Regions from separate parts of the Homo sapiens genome. Here regions 1 and 2 are each linked to region 3. A link is a loop called in an ENCODE intact Hi-C map of the cell type or tissue named here. Cell type or tissue: mammary epithelial cell. All regions are shown on one strand. Region 1 has its middle 18 kb from the start of ZP4. Region 2 holds the start of ZP4 (zona pellucida glycoprotein 4). Region 3 has its middle 170 kb from the start of ZP4.

Region 1 (8,000 bases), 190 kb before region 3:
CAAAGTAAACTGAGCTCTCTGTTACATGTGTGTTTACCCATTGTGCATACACAAGACTCCCCTCATAAATATGTATAGCTTTCCCCCAAATCTATGTATGATTCTACTGTGTAATATGGACCCCGTGAGGCATAAAAGCCAACCTGCTCTTCCCTCTTCAAAGAGAAATCACCTTCAGTACATGCCAGAGACAGTCTCTTCTGGTACTGCAAACTGATACCACAAACACAGTTCACCATTCTGCTGTTCAGCCACACTAGTGGTCTTTTGGATGATGATCTTTTCACTTTTCCTCTTTGGGGCTTCCTTTCGGTTTCCTTTGCCTTTAGTTTTGAAGTACAGCTTCTTTTGAAAACTTCACCTAACTCTCTCATATACTGCTGTATTACATTTTGAGAAACTGGGCAATATACATGTCATTTGACCCAGCAATTTCACTTGAAGGAATTTATCTCAAGGAATAACAAGTACAGTACATAAAAGTGTCTGTATAAGGGTGTTCATCCCTACATTGTTTATAATACTGTAAAGACTGGCCATGATATAAATGTTTACCAAGTGAAGACAGCACAATAAAGACTGGTATAGCCATACAATGGAATGCCATGTAGCTGTTTGTAAGGATATCTATATTTGTTTTAAAATATTTCATCATATATGGTGTGTTAAGTTATTCCTAAGTATAGCCATTGGCTCCCTTTGAAATTAAAACCCGTAGGAATGGTCAGCTAACATTGTCATCAGGAAGCTCTCACCCAGTGTGACCACTGTCAAGATCCTCCTCTTTCCCACCTCTTCATCAAACGTGGAGGCTTTGCTAATGGCTGGAGTGATTGTTAAGAATGGTCTTTATTGGCAAAATCAGTTATATTGAAGATTGGGTCTAATGAACTATTTGAAACCCTATATTTGCCTGAAAAAGAACATAAGAATGGAGCAAGGCCTGTGGCCTATGATGACACTTGAGATTCCATCCCAAAATCCAGGGGCCAGTTTAGACTCAGGTTCACCTTTAGACAGCACTCCAGTTGGGTCTGGATTCGCTTTCCTGGTGCCCAGACTGACCAAATTCTATGATATTCCGCATTGGCTACGTGAAGCTTTTCTGCACGATGGCAAAAGACCTAGAGTTGGGCTTTCCCCCAGCTCATGAAATAGATGACATGACTATTTTTGTGATCCTTTCTCTTTGTGTGTGTGTGCGTGCGTGTGTGTGTGTGAATTTGACCTTGTTTTCATTCGTGAGGGGAATAGCTGACTCTCATGATCTCAAAATTTTCTGTAGCTACCAATCTCTACCAAAGTGAACTTAAGGCATATACATGGCCAGATTGGCTAATGTCAGTTGGCCACACCATTTAATGATGATGCAGATTTACATCGTTAATGTGGAGATGTCTGTGATATATTGGTGCATTTGTTATCTGCTGCTGTGCAACAAAGTACCCCCAAGCTTAGTTGCTTAAAACAATAATTGTTTATCATCTATCACAAGTTCTGCAGATTGGGAATTCAGACAGGATGCTGTAGAAACAGCTTATCTCTATCCCGAAGTATCTGGGACCTGGATTCATTAGAGGTACATTCTCTCATATGTCTAGGTACGTTCTCTTACATAGCTAGGTGGTAATGCTGTCTGGCTGCTACAAGACTAGCTGGGACCACTTTACAGCATGTGGCTGGGACCCAGGGGCAGGTGTAAAAAGAGAGAATGAGTGAGTGCCAGATGGAAGCCATATGCTTTTTCTGATCTAGCCTCAGCATTAACCCCCGACTATTTGCAGCATGCTTGTTAGTTAGAAGCCAGTCACTAAGTCTATCCCATACTCAGGCCAGAAGAGAGAGTACTTTTTTTTTGAGGTGAAATTTTACTCTTGTTGCTGAGGCTGAAGTGCAATGGCGTGATCTCAGCTCACTGCAACCTCCACCTCCTAGGTTCAAGTGATTCTCCTGCCTCAGCCTCTCGAGTAGCTGGGATCACAGGTGCCCGCAACCATGCCCAGCTAATTTTTTTTGTATTTTTAGTAGAGACGGGGTTTCACCATGTTAGCCAGGCTGGTTTAGAACTCCTGACCTCAAGTGATCTGCCCACCTTGGTCCCCCAAAGTGCTAGGATTACAGGCGTGAACCACCATCCCCAGCTGAGAGAAGATTCTTAATAGCTCTTAGGAGTGAGGAGATTTTTCCAAATTCCCTCTGCAGGAATTCTCCAGCCTCAGAGCTGGGGTACTCACGCACTCACTCCAGAACCAGCTAGTAATAAGAGGGATGGGATTCCTCTCAGACAAAAGAGGCCTCCTCCCAGAACTGGGGTGGGGTCAGCATCACCTATGAACACAGATATACGGGGTGGAGTGGCTACCTGATTAAACGATGCTTCTTCAAGAAAGGAGGGGTGGGGTCAGTCCTAGATAGCTCATCAATTTTGCTCATTTTGTGGGTTACAACTTTAAGTTCTGCACGGCAAATAAGTATGTATTTAATAAGCATCCGTTGGTGATAAGAATGATGGTAACACCAGTGAGGATGACAATATGGAGAACTCTGGTTGGTTGCACTTTGTGTGCCAAGTACTGTGCTAAGCTCATTAAATGTATCATACTTAAACCTCACAATTCTTTTCTATGTATTGATGTAATTTGATTGTTCCAATATCCCAAAGTATACTATGAAGCTTTATGGGAAGAGTACATTTTGAAAAGGGGTTGCAGGAAGAGAGAAGTCATGTGCTCCAGGTGGGGAAGGGAGTGGCTATGAAGTTCCCAGCTAGTGACCTAAATGCAGTGTTCCATTTAACAACTGTCTTGGCATGTGTCTAGGTGGTGATGCTGGCTGGCTGCTAGGGAACTTGCTGGGGCCATTGGCCGGATAACCCACATGGCTGGGATCTAGGGGCAGGTGTTCTAACCTAAAGGGGGCAGCTGAAGACTCAGGGGCCAGGAAAGACAAGGAGCAGTTAGATGAAGGTAGTTATAGGGCAGCTGGTGGAGGGTCTTGAAGGTCTGGCTTGGGACTGATATGTGACAGAAGAGCTATTTTTGAGACAAATTGCTCAAATCCAAATTCCCAAAGTCTTAGTAGAAGCTGAACTGTAATAAGGTAAAAGTCAAAATAATATGTCACATTAGTGACTTACCCCACAGGTTGTTGGACTATCCCAGTTTACACAGATGAGGCGGCAGAGACAGTTACCCAAGCACACTGGGCCACAGAGTGGCTGAAAGGCAAAACCTCTCCTGCTGAGCTTCCAGGGGTGCTGAGATGCCAAGGCCACCAGCTTCCTCCTGTGGACCTATCCTGTGCGAGGACCTATAAAAAGAGATACAAAGCCGAGGGAGTTAAATGGAACACTGTGTTTGACATTTCCAACTCAAAGTGGAGAAAATCAAGAGAGCTACTAGAATGGAAAAGAATGGAGGCAGGTGCTACCATGGAAAGGGCACAGAATCAGAAAAACTCAAATCCAAACTGGGATTCCTGAGTGGATCTACTAGTGCCCTCAGGTTCCTGGGCTCTGTAGAAGGCAGGAAGTCATAGAGCAAACAGATAAATGAAATCTGGAGAGGAGATGTATGTGATGTCCTGGAAAATCGGGGATTTAAATTGCTTCTCTGTCATTTCTCAGACTTGTAGAACTGGGGGTGTTGCCAAGGTCAGCCTGCACAGGACTGGGATAGTCCATCAATAACAGTCATTTACTCACTATGTATGGAATATTTATTGAATGTTTCTTATAAAAACCACGTTCCTCTATCTAGCATCAATGTTAAAAAAAAAAAAAACCCTCAAATCTCATTTTTTAAAAGTGGGATAGTAATGTTACCTACTTTGTGGGTTATTTATGAGCATCACATAAAATAATCCATGGAAATTGCCTAAAGAGCGTCTGGCATGGTGTACATACTAAAAAACGGTAATTATTTTATGCTTTCTCAACAGTTTAGGGGTTAAAATGCAGAAATTAATCTTTTCCTTTTAACACCATCTGTTTTACAGAATAACCTTTCGCTTAGATAAGCTCACCACGCTAGACTCATGATTAATTCTGCACCTCATTGTTTTTCATTTTACCCAGTACATTAACATGAAATAAATATTTATCACAATCCTAATATTTAAATAACGCTGGCTTTGTGCTCCGCGCACTTTTCCATTAATATTTTCGGGTATATTTTTTCATCAGACCATCACTGGGGAAGTTCTCTCATTGTGCTACCACATTTCAATTATTAAAGTTTTCAAGATTTTTTCTTTTGTGGCCAAAGACGACAACTCCTGAGGTACCAGAGGTTAAATTTTGTACAAAAGGCCTAAAATGTCAATCTGGGAAACCTTACAATGTAAAGGCAATGGGGTGAAATAAGGAAAGGACTTAATCACAGGAAACACAGAACATCAAGTTGACTGGCCCCGAGTCAAGGGCACTGAGTCATCCCTGAGGTGTCTCAGGGCTTTGGTGTCATCTTACAAAAGTCACTCAAAGAGATTGTGTTAAGACTGTCTGCATGGTAATTGCAAAAAGGGTTGACTCATGGAATTTGTGACTTTGACAGAGAGCTGCTTCCCTGGCCCTCATTATGAATGGACTTATTCATAGGCACCTTCCCATCACCTCTCTGTAGCTTCCTGGGCAACAGCAAATGCCAGGAACAGCATGCTTGCAGGTAAGCAACCTTTTGAAGGAGACAGGGAAGACAGCACACAGAGCACGATCAAGACCCTGGAGCCTGATCTAATGGCAAAATGCAGCATGATGCAAGGGCCTCAAAGCACCCTTTACCACGAGTTCAGCCCTCCCCATCCCCTAGTGTTTACTATAGGGCTTTGCAAAAAGGCCGACATACACTATTTCTTCCCACTGTGTTCAAAACAAAGTCATTTTATAAAAGTGGTTTTCCCATATATACTTTACTAGGCCCTGTGAGAGGACACAAAGGAACATATACTGCTCAGGACTCCTGCAGGGCATCTTCTTCATCCTTAGCTAACATGTCCTTATTCTTTGTAGGCTACAGGTTTCCTGAACAAGAGACAGATACTGTGTGTGTGTGTGTGTGTGTGTGTGTGTGTGTGTGTGTGTGTGTGTGTAAAACCAACAGTGACATCTCTGTGCAGGGGAATATGAATGGAGTTACTTTTGTGTAAACTAAAGGGTAAACACACATGAAGCTTGTTTCTGGACATACAAGAAATTGAGCAGCAGTTACCTTGGGGGAGAGGAACTGGGAGTGGGGAATGGGATTTCTTTTCATGTTTTTCTATGGCTTGATTTTTTCCTAATTTGGTCATTGGCAGTTTTTTTGTAGGTAAAATTATGGGCCCTTTTATTGGCTTTATTCCTTTTTAATATTTAAAGATAGTATATAAATACTAATTTGCAATGAGACAAAAGACAGATACAAGTATTGGCAAGGATGTAGAAAAATTGGAACCCTCATATATTACTGGTGAGAATAGAAAACGGCAGAGCCACTTTGGAAAACAGTTATGAAGTTCCTCAAAATGTTAAACATAGACTTGCCTTATGGCCCAGATCTATTTTTAGGTACATACCAAGGAGAAATAAAAACATATGTTCACACAAAAACTTATACATGAATGTTCATAGCAGCAGGATTCCCAACAACCTGTAGGTGGGAACAACCCAACTGTCCTTCATCTTGTAAATGGATAAACAAAATGGAAAAGTAGATATTCAACCATAAAAAGGAATTGCTGAGTTTTGCTGCAACATGGATATAGCTTGAAAACATGCTAAGTAAAAGAAGCTAATCACAAAAAGCTACATGTCAATTTCATTTATATGAAACATCCAGAACAGGCAAATTTATAGAGATGAATTAGTGGTTGCCGTGGGCTGGAGAAAGGAGGGACTAGTAAGTGACTTATAATGGGTACAGGGTGTCTTTTGGTGTGGTGATGGTTGCAGAACTCTATGAATATACTAAAGACCACTGAACTGTATACTTTCAATGGGTGAATTGTATGGAATGTGAATTATATCTCAAAGCCATTTCAAAAATTATGAGAAACAAAGGCTAAGTATAGCTGCAACTGGATTTGTGATTTTTTGTTATCACAAAGCTTTTCATTTCTATGAGCCAAGGGTCCCATCCTGGAGACACAGGAGCTAGGGTGCAAAGAGGTTACTGACAGAGATGGGTAACCTGCTGGCCCGAAGCGGCCTCTCTGGTCACATATTGCTACATTAGGGAACAAATACGAACTGCTTAAAATCCAGCCATTCTCTGGCAACTTTCTAGACTCCTTTAAATCGGGTTAAATTATGTCATGGTTTGCTATGATTCACTCAGCAAATGTTCTGAGCTCCTGCTCTGTGCCAGGCCCTTTGCCCTAAACAAGGACAGCAGCATTTTTAGGAGGAAAGTCTGACTTCATAAGGTCTGGGTAGCAGAGCCTTCCGTGAAGGTGACTGGCAACAAAACCAGCTTTCTCAACAATCCCACCTTGCCTGTCTCAGGACTGCGTCAGGGGCGTTCGCCTCCCCTCTGTGAGGGAAGGGTGGCCAGTGGAAACATCTTTTCTGCTTTAACATTTTTAAAAGCATATTTTAATTGACAAGTATTTGTATTGATCATGTCCATTTTTTGTTTTTGACAGTCTCACTCTGTCACCCAGGCTGGAGTGCAGTGGCATGATCTTGGCTCACTGCAACCTCTGCCCCTCGAGTTCAAGTGATTCTCCTGCCTCAGCCTCTCGAGTAGCTGGGATTACAGGCATGCACCACCACGACCAGCTAAAAGTTTATTTTAGTAGAGATGGAGTTTCATCATGTTGGCCAGGCTGGTCTCAAACTCCTGACGTCAAGTGATCCACCTGCCTCAGCCTCCCAAAGTGCTGGGGTTACAGGCGTGAGCCACTGCACCCTGCCAATGTTTTGAGATGTATATGTTGTGGAATAGCAAAGTTGAGCTAGCTAACACATACATTACCTCTTATTTTTTTGTAGTGATAACACAATGTACTCTTAGCAATTTTCAAGAATACATTGTTATTAACTACAGTCACCATGTTGTAAAATTCTTTAACTTATTCTTTGTAGCTGAAATTTTGTATCCTTCCATAAACATTTCCAAACTTTTCCCCCTTATTTTCTTTGAAAATAATCTTCTAGGTGTTTTTGACACACATAAGATAAATTTAATGTTCTGAGAGGACTGCTTATAGACTGACGAGGGGATATAACAGTTTGAATGCTTGTGCCTTCCAAAACTCCTGTTGAAATTTAATTGCCAGGCTGGGCCGGGCACCGTGGCTCACACCTGTGATCCTAGCACTTTGGGAGGCCGAGGCAGGTAGATCACCTGAGGTCAGGAGTTCCAGACCAGCCTGGCCAACATGATGAAATCCCACCTGTACTAAAAATACAAAAATTAGCTGAGTGTGGAGGTACACACTTGCAATCTCAGCTACTTGAGAGGCTGAGGGGGGAGGAGTGCTTGAACCTGAGAGGCGAAGTTTGCAGTAAGCTGAGATCATGCCACCACACTGCAGCCTGTGTGATAGAGCAAGGCTGTCTCAAAAAAAAAAAAAAAGAAAAGAAAAGAAAAGAAAAGAAAAGAAAAGAAAAGAAAAAACAAAAGAGCCATTGTAACAGTATTAAGAGGTAGGACCATTAAGAGGTCATTAGGCCATGAGAGCATCACCCTCATGGGTGGGGTTGGTACCATTATAAAAGGGCAACTTTGGCCACTTCTTACTGTCTCCACAGCAAGGCAGCCCTCACCAGATGCTGACATCTTGATTTAGGACTTCCCAGCCTCCACAACTGGGACTCTATAAATTCTGTCCATTATAAACAACCTAGTCTGAGGTATTCTAGCGTCACAAAACAAAGACCAGATAAATTAACCGATGAGTCACATAACAATTGGTAAACATGGAATAAATATAATTCAGCCCCTTATTCTAATATTTAGATTAAAAGACAATTTGGTGGGTATAACTTTTTTCCTTGAGACAGAGTCTTGCTCTGTCAG
Region 2 (8,000 bases), 180 kb before region 3:
TCTACTTATAGATCTTTAGGCTGCATTGCCAGACCTGTCAAGCAGGTACAGACATGTTTCTCAACTATTCAGGTGTATCTTGTTAAAATGAGACATAAGATAGGCCATAAACTGCCTTGGTTGGTGGATGAATTAAAGTTTATATGGAAAAAGCTAAGGTTGAGGGTTACCCGAACATTTATAGCTTGTTTTAGGAGACATGGGATTCTGGGAAGCTAGTCATCTTTGTTCTATGGCACCGCAAGTACTTAGAGAAGCCTTAGTAAGATGAATCTTCAGTTTGAGTTGTTTGGCCAGAGACTAGGAAAGGTTAGACATGGGACTCAAGATTCATTCAAATCTGTCCTCTAACAGCTTGGTTACTCACGACTGAGATCAGGACAGGTCACCACACAGGATGGTGTCTCAGCAGGCTGGCAGACTGACACGCTGCAGTGCAGATGCACCTGGGAGCCAACAGAATTCAGGTCATTTGTAGTATCACCATGCCATGTATCTCTAAACCTGCTTTGCCTCCCCAGGAAGAGGTTCAGGAAGTTATCAGAAAATTGATATGGTCCAAGTTGATATCACAATGGCACTAAGGAACTGGAGTCCAGTTGACAGATGTCACTCATGTAATTAGTAACAAGGGTTGCTCTGAGTCAGTACCAATAGCCAGCATTAAAGGGCTTCCTTGGCTGCAGAGTAGTAGGACATGGAAACAGTTGTAAGTTGGGGAGGTTCAGAGCCCTGGTGAGTGTCATGGAAGGGAACATCCTACCGGTCCCCTGAGGGCCTGTTTCTCCACTGTAGGGTTCACAAAGCTGAAGGTGAAGATGCTGAAGCGCTGGTGGTGAGAGGGAAATGGAAGATCCAAGGCTTTCTGGACAGGGATCAGCTGGGTCTGATAGTTGTCTCCAATGTAGGGGCAGCTAGACCAAGAGACCCAGCAGTCAGGATGGGCTTCTTTGAGAATTTCAGCACAGGTGTATGAAAGAACCACTTACCCCTTTACCAGGATGGGCCACTGTGGCTGACTCAGGGGGTCAGTGCTGGGTGTTGCCCAACACTGTTGTAGGAGCAGCCCCAGGTAGGGGTCTGTTCTGTGAAGGATGGAGACCTCCACGTAAATGGGATCCCGAAGCAACTTCACCACTGGGTAGTCACCAACACCGTAGTAAGAGCCATAGTTTTTATCTGCAAGAGGCAGAAATAAGGATTTGAAGTAGTAATCTCTCAGTGACTTGAGGGACTGTCACCCCTTTAAATAGCCCCAAGCCCCTTAAGTGTCTTGTTACTAACTTAGGGTCTTCATGCCCCAGAAGACTGGATTTAGACTATAGGCCAGATACTCCAGCCAAGGGGGTCATACCTTTGGCAATCTGAAGTTCCAGAGTGAGGGGTCCAGGCTGGGTCTCAGGAAAGGGTGGTGGGAGAGTGAAAACCTGGACATTGATTGGGAGAGAGTTGCTACTTACTGAGTAGCTGCAGCTGACATGGAGCCTGCAGAGAAACAAGATTTTAGCTAGTTGGTTGTGGGAAGTGGGTGTCAGTTACACATCCTTTCTTTTTAACTCAAGGAAAGCATTAAGTGCTAGACAAGTTTATAAGTGTGATGGATGTGGTTCCTGCCCTGCTGGGAGCTGTATTTTAGTTGGGGAGACCAATATACAAGTAGGACCAATGTTTGAGTTGGAGATAAGCACACAGAAATAAAGATGCATCATGAGAAACAGATGCTTGCCATAGAGAAGATCAGGGAAGACCTTAGAGGTACCCTTGATATGAAGGTGAAAGAAAAACTTGAGGTACAGGGAAAGCGTCACCCAATATAGAGCAAAGCCTGGAGGCAAGGAAGTGCTTGAGGCCCTTTGAGAATTCCATAGAAGAACCAGGCTGCAATCGGGGAATAGTGAGTAAGGGACTGAGAATGTTAGAAGTGAACAGGCTGGAGATGAAGTAGGAGCTGTTTTATGCAGGGTCCTGATGTTCATCTTAAAGATTTTTTTTTTTTGTCCATGGCTTTAAGGTGTGTGATTTGACTGACTTAAGGTTTTAAAGGAATTCTTTTGGCTACAGCATGGACAGTGGAGAAGGCCAGATGTAGAATGGAGAAATGTAGGCTGAAATGTAGAATGGAGAAGGCCAAAATGAGAAAAAAATCTAGTTAAGTGAAATAGCAGAACTCCAGGTGAGCTTGAGGCTTAGGTCGGGTTGGAGACAGCAACACAGATGGACCTAATCAAGTAATGGGCAGTGCAATTGGTGAACCAAGGTAGCAGACAGGTTTTCTCCTATTGCTGAGGAATGCTCATTTGTGGATTCAGGGCTTACCTGAGAATGCCCACCTTATGGCAGATGGGAAGTCATTCTGGCCAAGCCCTTACCTGAAGATGCTGTCACGAGTGACAGAGCCACGGCTCCCATTTTTCACATCCCTAGTTGCCACCAGTTCATTTTCATATACTGCTCGGTCTCCAGTGATCTACAGGAATAGATGGAGAAGTCTTGATCATTTCTGTTAGTGTTATGCTGCTTGACTTGCATCTGGTCTAAGCCCTCAGCAATGCTACCCTGTTGTATGGTATATTTCCTATTACTTCAGCAGAGGTAAGAACACATAGCAGTGACATCCTGGCAAGTTATCACTTCGCCTTATCTCAGGACAAAGGAATAAGAAGGAATTTGAGCACCTAGGAGAGGCAGCTGAAGCACTACCAATTCCAGTCAGCATCCCTGCTGGTTTCTTCTCTATAGCACGGTAAATGACAGCCCCTTAGCTAGATCACAGCTGTGATGGTCTTAGCTGAACACCCAGAAGAGATTAACTTTTTCAGTGATGAGGCATTCTCCTGCCCTAGGGACTCTCCCAAACTCCAAGTAGTAGTCACAAGTATCGTTCACGGCCAACATATTTCAGCTCTCCCCCACTAGTCACTACAACCTTCCCACCCAACTTCCAGAGCCAGGAACAAAGCCCAACTGCTCACCTGTCTTGTGGTGCCACAGGAAGTAAATGGAAACTGGAACAGAACAAAAGCTTGTGTTGCCATCACAGGGTTACACGCACTGTCATTCCTAAGGGCCAAGCGCACAGAATCCAAGAGCAGTGGTGGCGAGGTCACGTTCCGAGACACAGCAATAGAGAAATGGCCCTCTCGGGTACAATGCAAGGTCACTGAAACAGAGCAGCTGTGCTGAAGGCAGGTCATCTCTCCCATTGTGGGGAGAACCAGATGAAAGTCTAACCACTTAGTTACTTTTAATCCCACTGAGAAGCTGGTGACAACTTCCCAGTGACAACCTCAGTGCAAGATCAACCAACCACAGTTTAACCCAGGCTCTAAATGATCTGGGGTTGAGTCTTGCCTCCCTGACTTATTGTGTGACCTCAGGCAAGTATTGCACCTCCTTGCTTCAGTTTCATGTGTTAAGAGGGGGATAGTAGTTCCTACCTCATTTTGCTTGTCAGTTAAGATTAAGATCTTGGAATAGCGTGTGCGATTATTAGGTTGGTAGAGAAGTAATTGCAGCCTTTGCCACAATGGCAAAAGCCGGGATTCCTCCTGTACCAACCTATACATACTCTGAGGTCAAGTTTATGTTAGAAAACCTCAGAGCAGGATTAGAGACAAGCAGAAAGCAACAGCCTTGAAGTGACTCTCCCTAAACAATCCAAGACCATCAGCCAAAGTCGCTATAAGTTTCTGTCAGTTAGAAGTTATCTGGCACTAGCAATTATCTGGCACATAGCCTTCAAGTCTGAGCGTTATTGACTTTATATCTGGATTCTGGGAGAATGGACAGTGGGAGTTGTAGAAGTCTGTTACATTGGGATCAAGTGTTCTTGGATGCATGGCTACATGGCAGCCTGCTATCACTTGATGTTTGCCTTCTGAGCAAACCCCTCTCTGGGTTTCATTGTAATTGCCACACTTCCTCAGCTGGTTTCAGAGGTGTGCTCACTTACTCACCAGTGTTTCCATAGTAGCAGGAATTCACCTCTTCAGAGCTATAACAACAGCCTAGCCCTTCACAGTCTCCTCGAGAGATGGGTGAAGGTGCACATGGCAGTCTGTCCCGTGCTGGGATGGAGTCACACCAGTCAGTATCTGGAGCATCTCGGGCTAGGTTTTGAAAAAGAGTAAGTCAGGTTAGATAATGGAAAAGTTAGTCTTGAATACCATTTTGATACAAGTCATTGACTTTGGATTCCTGTAGATATGTAGATGATTGAAATAGGTGTCTACTCCATATTGTAGATAGTATTGAGAGGTTACATGTTGTAGATTAAGTCTTGGGAGGTTGTCAACATTAAGTCACCTTGTAAGAGTGCCCTGCTATTAGTTTTTTAAAAACAAGAATGTCAACAAAATTGGTAGAAGCAGTTGGGGGGTTTCTTACTCCTTCCAGTAACAATCCTTCCTTCTGTTCTTTAGAGGCGTTTCTCAAGCCTTAGTTTGGATATGAGTTATCTGAAGATTGTTTTTGAGTTCAGGTCTGGTTCAGAACTGGGGTGGGGCCTATGATTCCTCATTTTATTAGTGCTGCCCATCCTGGCTATGTATTGGGAAGGAAGGCAGGTGAGAAGAGTGAATTTATAGTTTGAGTCTGTTCTGACTTTGAGGACGGGCTCTCAGTCAGGCGAGACTTTCTAAAGTTGAGTAGGCATCATACTTCCTGCTGTTTCCTTAGGGAAATGCTCAGATACCCCTCCAGCTTGTGGGATGGAAGACCTGGGTCCTAGTCTCAGTGCACATCTAGCTCTGTGGAGGTATTTTTCCAAGTTCCCTTGCTAGCTTCAGTTTTATTTCCTATCATTCTCCCCATGGGTGAAAAGCTCCTGGTTCTGGGAGAGTTCTTTGAATCCCAGCTCAGTCATTCACCAGTGATAGGCCCTTGGGAAAACTTCCTGGCAAGAGATAGGTTGTATTTTTTTTTTTTTTTTTTTTGAGACAGGGTTTCGCTCTTGTTGCCCAGGCTGTAGTGCAAGGGCACGATCTCAGCTCACCACAACCTCAGCCTCCCAGGTTCAAGCGATTCTCCTGCCTCAGCCTCCCGAGTAGCTGGGATTACAGGCATGTACCACCACACCCGGCTGATTGTGTGTTTTTAGTAGAGATGGGGTTTCTCCATGTTGGTCAGGCTGGACTCCAACTCCCGACCTGATCCACCTGCCTCAGCCTCCCAAAGTGCTGTGATTACAGGTGTGAGCCACTGTGCCTGGCCAGCAGTAGTATTTGCAGCACTATGTTAGGGTTAGGGAAGGTAACACCTGAAGTGCTTACCCACAGTGCCTTGGCATTGAGGAGTCTCAATTGGTAGTTATCCTAAGGATTGCCCATGGAGGTGAGAGTTGGGACATGATCCTTCCTTCATTAGTGTCAGGTGTCACTGCACAGAGCAGGTCAGAGAGGACCAAGAGTACTTTCACACCCCACCCCCACCACCCCCACAAGACCCTGAGAGCTTCCAGCCTTTACCTAGAAGATCCATAGGACACTTGAGCAGCTTCCTCTCTGTAACCACCTTGTGTTCAGCCGCGCCTGCTCCTTCAACTCCAACTGGCATGATGTAGTGGGAGTCCTGGAGAGACAGGCCCTTGGGGGTCAGCCTGGATGGTAGCATGAGGCGCTTCACACAGTCTCCCTGGCCATTGGGTCATACTCACCCACTCAGTGACATAGCAGCTGCTATAGGTTGCCTCCAACACCACGGAGCTGCCTGGACCTTTTCTTATCCAGGTGCCACAGTCGGAGTCATTCTGCAGCTCGTGCAGCAGCCCTTGGTTGTCTGGAGGGGTGGGGAAGAGGTGAGAAAACACAGCGGTCAGTCTCCAGTGCCAGAAAGGATAGTCAGCCTTGCCATTAGACCCCAAGGAGCAACTGTCAATAAGAGGAACAAGAGGGAAATCAGATTCAGATCAGATGTAGTTATAACTTAGACTATTTCTTTTGCAGAAAGATGCAACAGGGCTCAGAAGGTGAAAGTATCAATACGGGAAGATAGGGAGACATCTTAGGTAGTAGAGGAGACATATCATTGCTTGGCTAAGCAAGGCAAGTCATCAAACTTACCCCAAGCTATTAGTACAGGAGGAGACGTTGCCTCCTGGTTGAGGTTTACAGCAAACTGGAAGCTCCACGGCCCACAGTGGAGCACACTGGAATAATCTGGTGCCTCAGGCTTATGCTGGCCACTCACAGCAAGAGATAATGAAACACACAGCAAAACGCACCGCAGCAGCCACATAATGCTACCAGGAGTTCCTGCCGGCTGCAGACTCTCCGCCTCCTCTCCCAAGAGCCGAGGGTCTGCCTGCCCAGATTCCTTTATATACAGAAGTCAGGCTTGTTTTCAGCTGCACATCTTTGTGACACTCAGGTGGGATGCCTTCAGAAAGGGGAATTCCTCTAGCCTCATTTGCTTTGGGGCACAGTCTGCAGCTGCCTCACATTAAATACCACAATCCAGGCAGACTTCAGAGCCCAAGAAAAATGTAGTAACTTTTAGCTAACAGAAAGGAAGGAAAGAAAGCTTCCTCAGGGTTGCTCAACATAGCATTTGTCCCACCAGTTTATTGAACTTATTGACTTCAGAAGACCTCCCTCTAGAATTTTGCACATTTGGGTGTGAAACTACCATCTATGAACTATGGGGTCTGGGTACGTTACAAACTCTCTGAATCTTGGTTTTCTCATCTGTAAAATGGGAATGCTATCTCCTGGCAGTGGTGTGCTTGAGGATTAAGCAAGAGATTCTATGTCAGGTGCCTGGCACAGTGCTTGGCCAAGCAGTGAGTGCTCAGTCAACATTGTCGGGTGAGAGTTGGGGCCCTTGAGAAGCCTTGTCACCTTCTCCATCCATTCTAGAAAAGTTTCTGTACGATTAGAGCCTGTCTTGAAATTCTAGAAAAAAATCTAAACTTATTTCCTGAGAAAGGTTGATTTTGAACCCTTTCCTGGTCCTTAGAGGGAATCCTACCACAGCAATCTTTCAACAAATTCCAAAGTGGTTCATTGCCATAACTGTCCTACAGTGTTTCCCCACAGGATCTGGGGGAAATGTGGATTAGGCCATGAATTCCTCAAACTGGTTCTGCCTCTTACAGCTATTTGACAATTTTATCTTTCGGCTGTGTTTCAGGCATATTTCATAAAGATGTCAGGGTTTCTTGCTTGCTTTCTACATTTTTGTTTTCCACATAAACTACAAGTTATATACTTTGGTCACTCTTTAAGCTAGAGTGTCAGACCAGATTGTAGAGAAATTCTAAGAGATTTGGGGATAAATGGATACATTCCCCACTGGAGAGGCAAGAGCATGGAAACTTGTCTTCTGCAGTCTGCCACCAATATTCCCAAATTGTACCCTGATTGTATTTAGACTGATATTTTTCGGTTGACTAAAAATTGTAGTCAAAGCACTGAGAATGTGTAACTAGGTATCTCTAGTTCTCTTCAACTCATCACAGAGGACAAATAAGTATGTGTCTTCCTGGGAAAATTGGTGGCCCTTTTAACCACATGATGAAAAATGACATTGAAGGAAAGCTGGACTCTGCCCTCAAAGACAGATGTGGCTTCCCTGACACCGTCTACCTGGATTAGGTGCTCACCACTGGGTTATTACATGCCATTTACTCACAGGATTTGCCAGGTTGGATTGTAATGACCTCTTTCTTATTCAGTTTGCCACTAGAAGCACGTGAGGCCAGGGACTTTTTTATTTGTCACTGCATCCTGCGTGCCTTGGATGTATGTACTCAGTGTTCTCTGAGTAAAGACTGAATCAATGAATATGCTTTCATTAGTGGCCATGTCCTAGGGCTAACCCCCTTGAAAATGTAGTTTCCAAACCTCACCGGTACAAATTCATTTCCTTTATGATGAGCTCAAACTCATAACCCTTAGGTATTTTTCCTTCAAGTAAATATCATGTGATTGCACATGTAAGAAAGAATCTGAGGATTTGACTCATGCAAGATGTCTCAGGAGTTAAAAGGCCAGTCTCCTGAC
Region 3 (8,000 bases):
TTTCTTTTAAGATATATTTTCATATGGTGAAATGCACAGATCTATTTTTTACTATGGTTAAAAATGCATAATGTACAAATTGCCATTTAAACCTTTTCTAAGTACACAGTTCTGTTGCATTAAGTACTTTCCGATTGGAAATGCACAGATCTTCAGTGTACAATTCGATGAGTTTTGGCAAATACATATACCTGTGACACTAATATATCTTTCAAGATATTGAACATTTTTGTTACTCTGAAAAGTACTTTTATTGTCCCTATGTCCGTCAAGCATAAAATTTAAATAATAACTTACTTTTCTCCATTATATGATCTTTTTCATTAAATAGCATGTAAAAAGATTTGTAAGTATAGAAAAATAACACAAAAAGAATCATCCACAAGGCAAATCATAACCCATACTGATACATCAAATCCTTAAGTAAGCCAATGACACAGCAAGAAATAAAATACAGAAGTAAAGAAGTTTAAGAAAAAAATTATTTTATTTTTAGAGACAGTATCTTGCTCTGTTGGTCAGGCTGGAGTGCATTGGTACAATCACAGCTCATTGTAGCCTTGAACTACTCGGCTCAAGCGATCCTTCCACCTCATCCTCCCAAATAGCTGAGACTACAGGCATGCACAACTATACCCAGCTAATTTTTACCTTTTTTTTTTTTTATGTAGAGATGGAGTCTTGCTGTGTTCTCCAGCCTGGTCTCAAACTTCTGGCCTTGAGCTTCCTCCTGCCTCAGCCTCCCAAAGTACTAGAATTACAGGTGTCAGCCACTGTGCCTCACCTAGAAGGTGTTTATAACTATAGTGCAACTATAAATTTTGTTTTAGGATAATAGAATAATTCTTGAGGTCACTGTCTCACTCATCTCTCCCAAGAAAGTTTAAAATAGTGTATGGTCACTAAGCCCACAATTCCAGGCTTCTCTCACCTCGAAGATTTCCCATTCTATATAAGCTGCTGAAATCACCAGCTTTTGGATACACCTCCAAGAAGAACAAGGAAAGCACCAGGGGGGCGAAATGGATTCATAGCATCATTTATCCCTGATGAAAATAACGTTAACTGGGTCTGATGTGTTACTCTTGATAATCTGAGAACCTGGCTGAACCTTTATTTCTTTGTTACTTTGGTGCAGTTGGCAGCATTGGCCAGAATGACCAGAATGACAATGTGGTTTAGATCGGGATTGTGGAACAAATGAAATAATGGTTAGAGACACCCCATCCTCCCAATCACTGAGCAGAATCAATAGATGCCTATGTTTTAGGTGTGGCCTTAGAACATACTTCTGGGCATATGCTAGGGCATGAAAGGGTGGAGCTGTTAGGGCAGAAGAGCAATTTATGGAGATAATGACCTCTCAGGGAAGAGAATGTCCCCATTTGTGTCCACATGAGATAGAAATGGCACTGGGTAGTTACAGGAAAATGGAAAACCTCAAACAACAGCTAAAACAGAAACTAGGCAAAGAAACCACAGGATAACAGAAAATCCAAAATAAGGAGAGAAAATGGCCAAAATCCTGGTCGTGTGACATGTCCATGACTCTTCCAGGCAAACCCAAATAGGGGAGAAAGGGGCGGTAGGAGTGCAGGCACATCCCTGAAATCATCTCCTTTTCCAGAACATCTAATGATTATTCCACATTTCAGTTAAAGAAACACTCATAAAATTAGAAAGTCAAGCTTTGTATGCATGACTTGTTCTCACAAGCATGCCTGGACTTCTCTCTTCAGTGTGTACTTTCGCTTTACAATAAAAGCTTCCTGCCTTTCACCTCCTTCTGACTCATCTCTGAATTGTTTCTTGTGATTGTGTCAAGAATCTGGAAACTAGCTGGGCTGGGGTCTCACTGGCATGCAGAGACTCTCCTGGGATCACACTGGCATCCACAGAGCCTCTTGAGCCCTCCAGCAACAAGTTGATCTGGTAATAGCTTTGGAACTTTGAGGGGAAGTTGGAGACTTGGCATGAGGGATAAATGCAGTGGACTGAGACTTTAGACAAGTGGGGATGGGGTCTTTGACCAGGCGCCAGTGGTAGCTCTCCACGCAAGCTGCTCGTTTCCTATGGATCCCCCTAGCTGTGGTGGGCATTGCAGTTGCCCTTGGGTATTTCGAGTGGCAGGGTCTGCTCACCCTGGATAGACCATCACTATCCAGCTGTGCCACTTTGCATGCTCCATCCTTCCTCTGCTCCTTCTCGGCTGCTGATTTTAGAAACAAGGTAGACCAGGTAAGTCTGACTGTTTACAAATACTCCAATCTAGCCTGATCTTCAGGCCTCCAGCTGCTAGACGGCTCCAGTGAAGGGATCTTGACTATTTTAGGGTACCCCCGGTCACTTGAAAAGCTATCTTTCTCTGGAAGCAGATGGCTCAGAGTCTGTTGTGTGAGTGAGGGTGAAGGCGGCCTCCAAACTTAATGCCAGATCTGGCTAGTTTTAGCATCAGAACACCAATGGAGAGTAGGTCCTGTGCCTTTAAAAAGTTGGCTTCCAAGGGGTAAGGAAGACAGATGTCTTCGTCATCTGGATTTAGTAAATCAAGTGCCTACCATTTTAGGTGATCCCCTTCTTGAGCATGCACTTTTGGAGCATATCAAAACCTGGGGTTCATTGTGAGGGCAGATAGATGAGGAAATTGGATGCACACCTGTTCAGTCTTTCAACATGGGGGTATATCCTCTGTGTGAGGGGGTTCTGAAGGCCTGTGAGATTGAGACTGGCCTTTACTGGTGCTGATGGAGGCTCCTGCTACTGCAAACTGGGCTGCTCCGTGGAGTCATTGTTAAGTGGAGCTGTACAGACTGCAGGGCTAAGCACAGGGTTTGGTGTAGATGATGCGGTGCCGGCTCTGCGTGCAACCAGGTTTGCTATAGTTCAGCTGCAATGAGTGCTGCTGATGGAGTTTTGCTTGACACTGCATGCATGTGGCCAGCCAGATGGTAAATTTTCTGCTTCAATGTTCATTAAACCCAGCTCATGGTTGATGCACAGCTGAGTCATTCCCTTTGCCAATGGCTGAGACAGTGCCTCTGACTTAGCGGTCTGCATGGCTCACTGCCAGGTGTGCAGATCTCAGGAGGAAGTGTGGATCAATACCAGGCAGCCTGAGTTATTCAGCTGGAAATGATCTTGTGGACTGCCTCTACATTGACAAAATGGACATCAGAATATTCAATAAATGTATACCCAAAGGAAATAAATGATGGAAGCCCTTTTCCCCCTCAGATTCTACTTCATTTGACAACCTTGAAAGACATTTTCTGAGAGATTTGGCTTTGGGTTATACAGATATTTTTTAATATAAACTTAGTACTGGAGCAGTTTCAGCAGAAAACAGGGGATGGTCCAAAAACATGTAATGGTTGGTGGAGAACACCAGGTAAATTTTCTCTAGGAAAAATATTCTGTGTCATCTTTGAAGAGAAAAAGAAACCTCTTTATCCATTTGAAAGGATATTTCCCCAATATATTTATATGAAATTAAGTGAGGTAGATAAATTGGCCTTCCTATATCTTAAGGGAAATCCTCAAAATGAAGAGATAGGCACAGAACTATATCACAAATACCTATAATATTATAAATCATAAACACTTAAAACTTTTATGGCCTCTACTATGGGGACAATCAAGACTGTGCTTCTTGAGCTAAGAGAATAGCAGATTCTGGACAGGCTCCAAGTATTGCCAATTACTTAAAGTCACCCACCCTTTGAGGGGATTTGGGAGAATCTTCTTGTGCTTCAGTCCTGTGGAGTAAGAAGTGATTGCAGCATGGGTCGAATAATGATTCACATGCACTATTAGCAGAGTGCAAAGTTAACAAGGGACAGACTATGTTGGTTTTTTTTTTAATGTATCAACTTGAGCAGGCTGCAGTCTCCAGTCTTTCAGTCAACACTACTAGGTGTTGTGATAAGATTTTGCAGATGTAATTAAAGTACCTAATCAGTTGACTTTGAATAAGGAAGATAATTCTGGATAATCCAGGTGGGCCTGACATAACCAGCCGAAAGCCTTAGAAGCAGAACTGAGGCTTTCCCAAGAGAACAAATAATTCTCCCATATACAACAGCTTTAGCTTCGACCCATGGAGTTCTATTTGGAGTTCTTGTGAGTTCCTTTCCTGACCACTTGCCCTATGAATTTCAGACTTGATTAGCCCATCACACAATTGTGTAAGATAATTCCTGTAACAAATCTCTTAATGCATCTATCTCTTATGGGTTCTGTTTTTCTGGCAGATGCATATAGCTCACATTCAAGAGATTCTCTGCTTACTGAAATTTTAATTTATCTAACCTTTGTGACTTCTACAGATCTCTGATACCTTTAAAAATATGACTATTGTACCTCATTTGTTTTTTTCTAGTTGTTGTAGTGGGAGTTTTGGTCTCCCAGTGTCTACTGTAGAGTCTCCCAACAGATATGGAGTAGAAAAGAAGAAGGAATGGTATTCAACTTACAATGTGGTTCTGACATTATTTGTATAACAAGGTCTAAATATTTACATTCTGAGACATGGGTATAATTAAATATTCCAAGTATTGCCTGTCCATGAATTCTTAAATCTTAAACTCAATCTAAGTAGCACTTAGAGTTTTACGATGACTTTAATATTCCCTATTGCAAAGTTAAGTAATAGGATTGGAGTCATAAAGAAAGACACGTGATCCTGTATAATGGAACTCCTGACACTTGGTGGGAGCATCCTGTACATCAAGAGCCAGTATATCCTTTGCTCATTTCATTTCAACTGCCATTTATTTCTTCAAGGTGACTTCTTATGATGCTACTTTTTGCTTCCCACTTTATTCTCTTTCATTTCTTGTAAATTTCTTTGGAGGGAGATGCTTCTTTTTTGTAAGGTTGTACATGTGATACAAATTCAGGCTTAGAGAAGACAAATAAATTCAAAGAACCAGCATAGGGCATGGGCTGTAAAATGCGCAGCTGTCTAAAGAAGCCCAGTTGAAACAACTGGAGATGCGGGTGTGGGATCCGGAGTGAGAAGCAAGGCAGAGTCTGTGGTGACTCTGAATCTTCACAGCAGGCATAAGTGAAAAGAAGAAAAGGCAGGTTTGATTAGGAAAAGAATATGCAACATGCCTCACATGCACTGGGTAGCCTGTTCTATATATGGAGTTTACCTCATACTACAAGGATTTATGTGTATGTTTTCCACAGTTATCTGAGAGCTCCTACAACTCACTGTTCAGGTCTTCCTGTCTTTTGATTTCAGACCTTACCTCCCCTTAATATCCTCTACCAACTACCCTCCATTCTCTCATCTTCCAACCCTTCCTCCTGCCCTTTGACTTTGTCTCAGAATGTTATGGTCTATTGTACAAAGGCACAAAAAGAGCCACTGTACTCAATTTTGTTGGCTATATACAGCTAAGTACATCTTAAAAAATTGTTGCATTTTTAAAAGAACAATTTACATCCTAGAAGGTATCTTCATTTATGGACATAAGCTCTTTTAAATGCAATAGCAATGCTACACCCAACAATTACTTTATCTGTATAAGGATGCAGCATTTGGGGTTACATTCTATAATGATATGAAATAAAAAAATTATGCTAGAAAAAAGTTACACTTCCAAAATTATTTAAACTTGATTTTAGTTTTCAGCATCGGAAATATTGCAATTACAGCTCAGAAAAATGAGGAAAGGCCTCTAAGAGACTCTTCTTGCTGAAATGTGATTCCAAATAAATAAATAAGCATACTTGAATTGATAATAAGGCTTTGAGCTATTCAGCTTAAAAATAGGCTTACCCCATTAAGATTATTAAACTCAGAGGCATATTCTGAAAAGAGCTTTTGAAAATGGATTTCTTGCAAACTGTCATCAAATATTCATAGATAAAATAATTATGTGGAAAGATAAAGGGATGGTGGAAATTAAAGGGGGCTGATAATAAAGGGAACTGGATGAGATAGTTAAGCAAACTTTTTGAGAGGGAGAATTTTTTTAGAGGAGGTTGGCGTGAAGCTTAGACTTGAACATTTGAGCATCTGTTTTTTTAGCCCCTCATTGCTTCTGTCCTGGTGAATAAAGTGCATGGATAAGCATAGGTGACAATTGCTTGACTGTGATGGAATTTAACTCCCATATGGGTTTGTATTCTTTGTTGCTATACATTCAGTCTTTTCCTTACCATGAGCATGGATGAGGCTATGCAGTGTTCTTTGCAACCTTTATCATGTCTAACACAGTTCAGGGAAGTGTCACTGAACAATAGGCTGGTGGCTGAGAAGAACGCTGTATACTCAGTTTCATATTTCCTTGCTGAAAGCCAACACATAAGATATTTAAATTTGTATGGTCTTACAGCTAACTGAGTGGAAAGATAGGGATTTGCAAATTTAACCAACTTAACTATTTTATACCTGAATATTTGATGATAGAAGTAGGAAATTCCTTTTTTTTTTTTTTTTTGAGATGGAGTCAAGACTGTGCCACCCAGGCTGGAGTGCAGTGGTAGGATCTCAGCTCACTGCAACCGCCACCTCCCGGGTTCAAGCAGTTCTCCTGCCTCAGCCTCCTGAGTAGCTGGGATTACAGGCACCCGCCACCACACCCGACTAATTTTTGTATTTTTAGTAGAGATGAGGTTTTGTCATGTTGGCCAGGCTGGTTTCGAACTCCTGACCTCAGGTGATCCACCTGTCTTGCCCTCCCAAAGTGCTAGGATTACAGGCATGAGCCACCACGCCCATCCCAGAAATCTATTTTTAAAAGAACTTTGTGTAAAGCTCTTCCTATTTGAAGGTCTTCTTGTTTATATTTCCTAATGCTCTCTTGAGTAGTAGCTGGAAGTTTAGACTGAATATTTGTCATTTTCTTTTACTTTCCAAATCACTCCAATCTGTGTGACTCTATCTTTTGTTGTAATCAAGTCTCAGTGAATAAACCAGGCACCTTCTAACCAAAGTAGACAATTTACCTCCTGTATTGACCTCCACACAAAATTGTCTAATGGGTCTCTACCCTGCTCAAGTATCCTCTACCCTCTGAGTACTTTCTCAACCAGACACCTAAAGGAAACAGATGCCTGAGTCAGAGCAGCTCTGGAGCAGAAATTTGTTTTCTGAATTGCCAAGATACCTATTAAGTTACAGAAAAATATATCTAAATTTTATATTTTACAGCATGCAAATAAATGTGTATAAAATATAAATATATTTAGGTTATGAATCAATATATATATACATAAATCAATGTTATTGATTTAATAGGTTTTAGTGTTTACTAGAAAAGGAATTATTGAATTTGTAAAGATGGCTCACATAAATATGCTTAAAATACATTAATCATAATGTGTGAATGTGTTTAAAACAAAGACAATTTCACAATATTAATAGCTACCAAGAGATATTCTACATGAAATTTGTTTGATGTTTTATACTAGAAAGATTAAGGACTATGAAATGTTTCCCTTGATCATTTGACAATGTAATATTGTATATCTTGTAACTATTAGGCATCATCCTAGGTTCTAAAAATAAAATTTTTAAAATGGAGGAAAAATTCTGCCACCAGGGAGTCAGGGAGACAGAGGGTGACAGCGCTTAAATGCTACAGCATATAAATCCCAGGAGGCTGAGTGTAGCACTTGACGGCCACCTAGTCCAGACGGGGTCAGATACCATCCAAGTGAGTTGATGTTTGAGCACAGTCCCTGTATCCTTCACTTTCTAAAGCATGAATGTCCTGAGCCCTATTCCTACAGGATTCTATTCTAAGGACGTGGTCTTCACATTAAAGAGCATCATGAATAAACACACACTGAAGTGTTAATAGCTGATGATGAGTTCATGTGTTATCTCGTCTCACATTTTATTAAAGAACAAAAGACTTTATGTCTAGCTCATGTAGCTAATGATGGACTTAAAAATAAAAAAGCGTTAATAGTGAATGATGGACTTTCAGGTTCCAGTAGCACAGTTAATTAATTTGGATGAAGTGTATTGTCTTAGTGCCTTT

The links. Peaks named below come from ENCODE experiments on the same cell type or tissue, not always from the same donor. Only the 100,000 strongest peaks of a DNase experiment are listed, where the experiment ranks them.
Region 1: it touches region 3 in a loop (4-fold over the local background); 3 of 110 quality-filtered maps call a loop at or near these places.
Region 2: it touches region 3 in a loop (3-fold over the local background); 2 of 110 quality-filtered maps call a loop at or near these places.

The regions. Positions count from the first base shown.
Region 1 is chr1:237,869,159-237,877,158 of GRCh38, forward strand. It overlaps the pseudogene LOC100130331. Among named protein-coding and RNA genes, the nearest start is that of ZP4, 18 kb to the right of the region's middle. In mammary epithelial cell, no CTCF peak of the experiment used is centred here; a DNase peak (open chromatin) is centred at 4,513; H3K27ac peaks cover 846 bases.
Region 2 is chr1:237,884,402-237,892,401 of GRCh38, forward strand. It overlaps ZP4 (zona pellucida glycoprotein 4), which reads right to left and starts at 6,521. Exons shown (of 12, transcript NM_021186.5): 1 at 6,060-6,521; 2 at 5,654-5,775; 3 at 5,466-5,568; 4 at 3,957-4,109; 5 at 2,973-3,160; 6 at 2,370-2,467; 7 at 1,355-1,485; 8 at 990-1,179; 9 at 764-914; 10 at 368-446. The coding sequence starts at 6,234. It also overlaps the pseudogene LOC100130331. In mammary epithelial cell, no CTCF peak of the experiment used is centred here; DNase peaks (open chromatin) are centred at 40, 3,940 and 7,780; H3K27ac peaks cover 2,360 bases.
Region 3 is chr1:238,060,649-238,068,648 of GRCh38, forward strand. No RefSeq gene overlaps it. Among named protein-coding and RNA genes, the nearest start is that of ZP4, 170 kb to the left of the region's middle. In mammary epithelial cell, no CTCF peak of the experiment used is centred here; DNase peaks (open chromatin) are centred at 1,733 and 3,003; H3K27ac peaks cover 2,655 bases.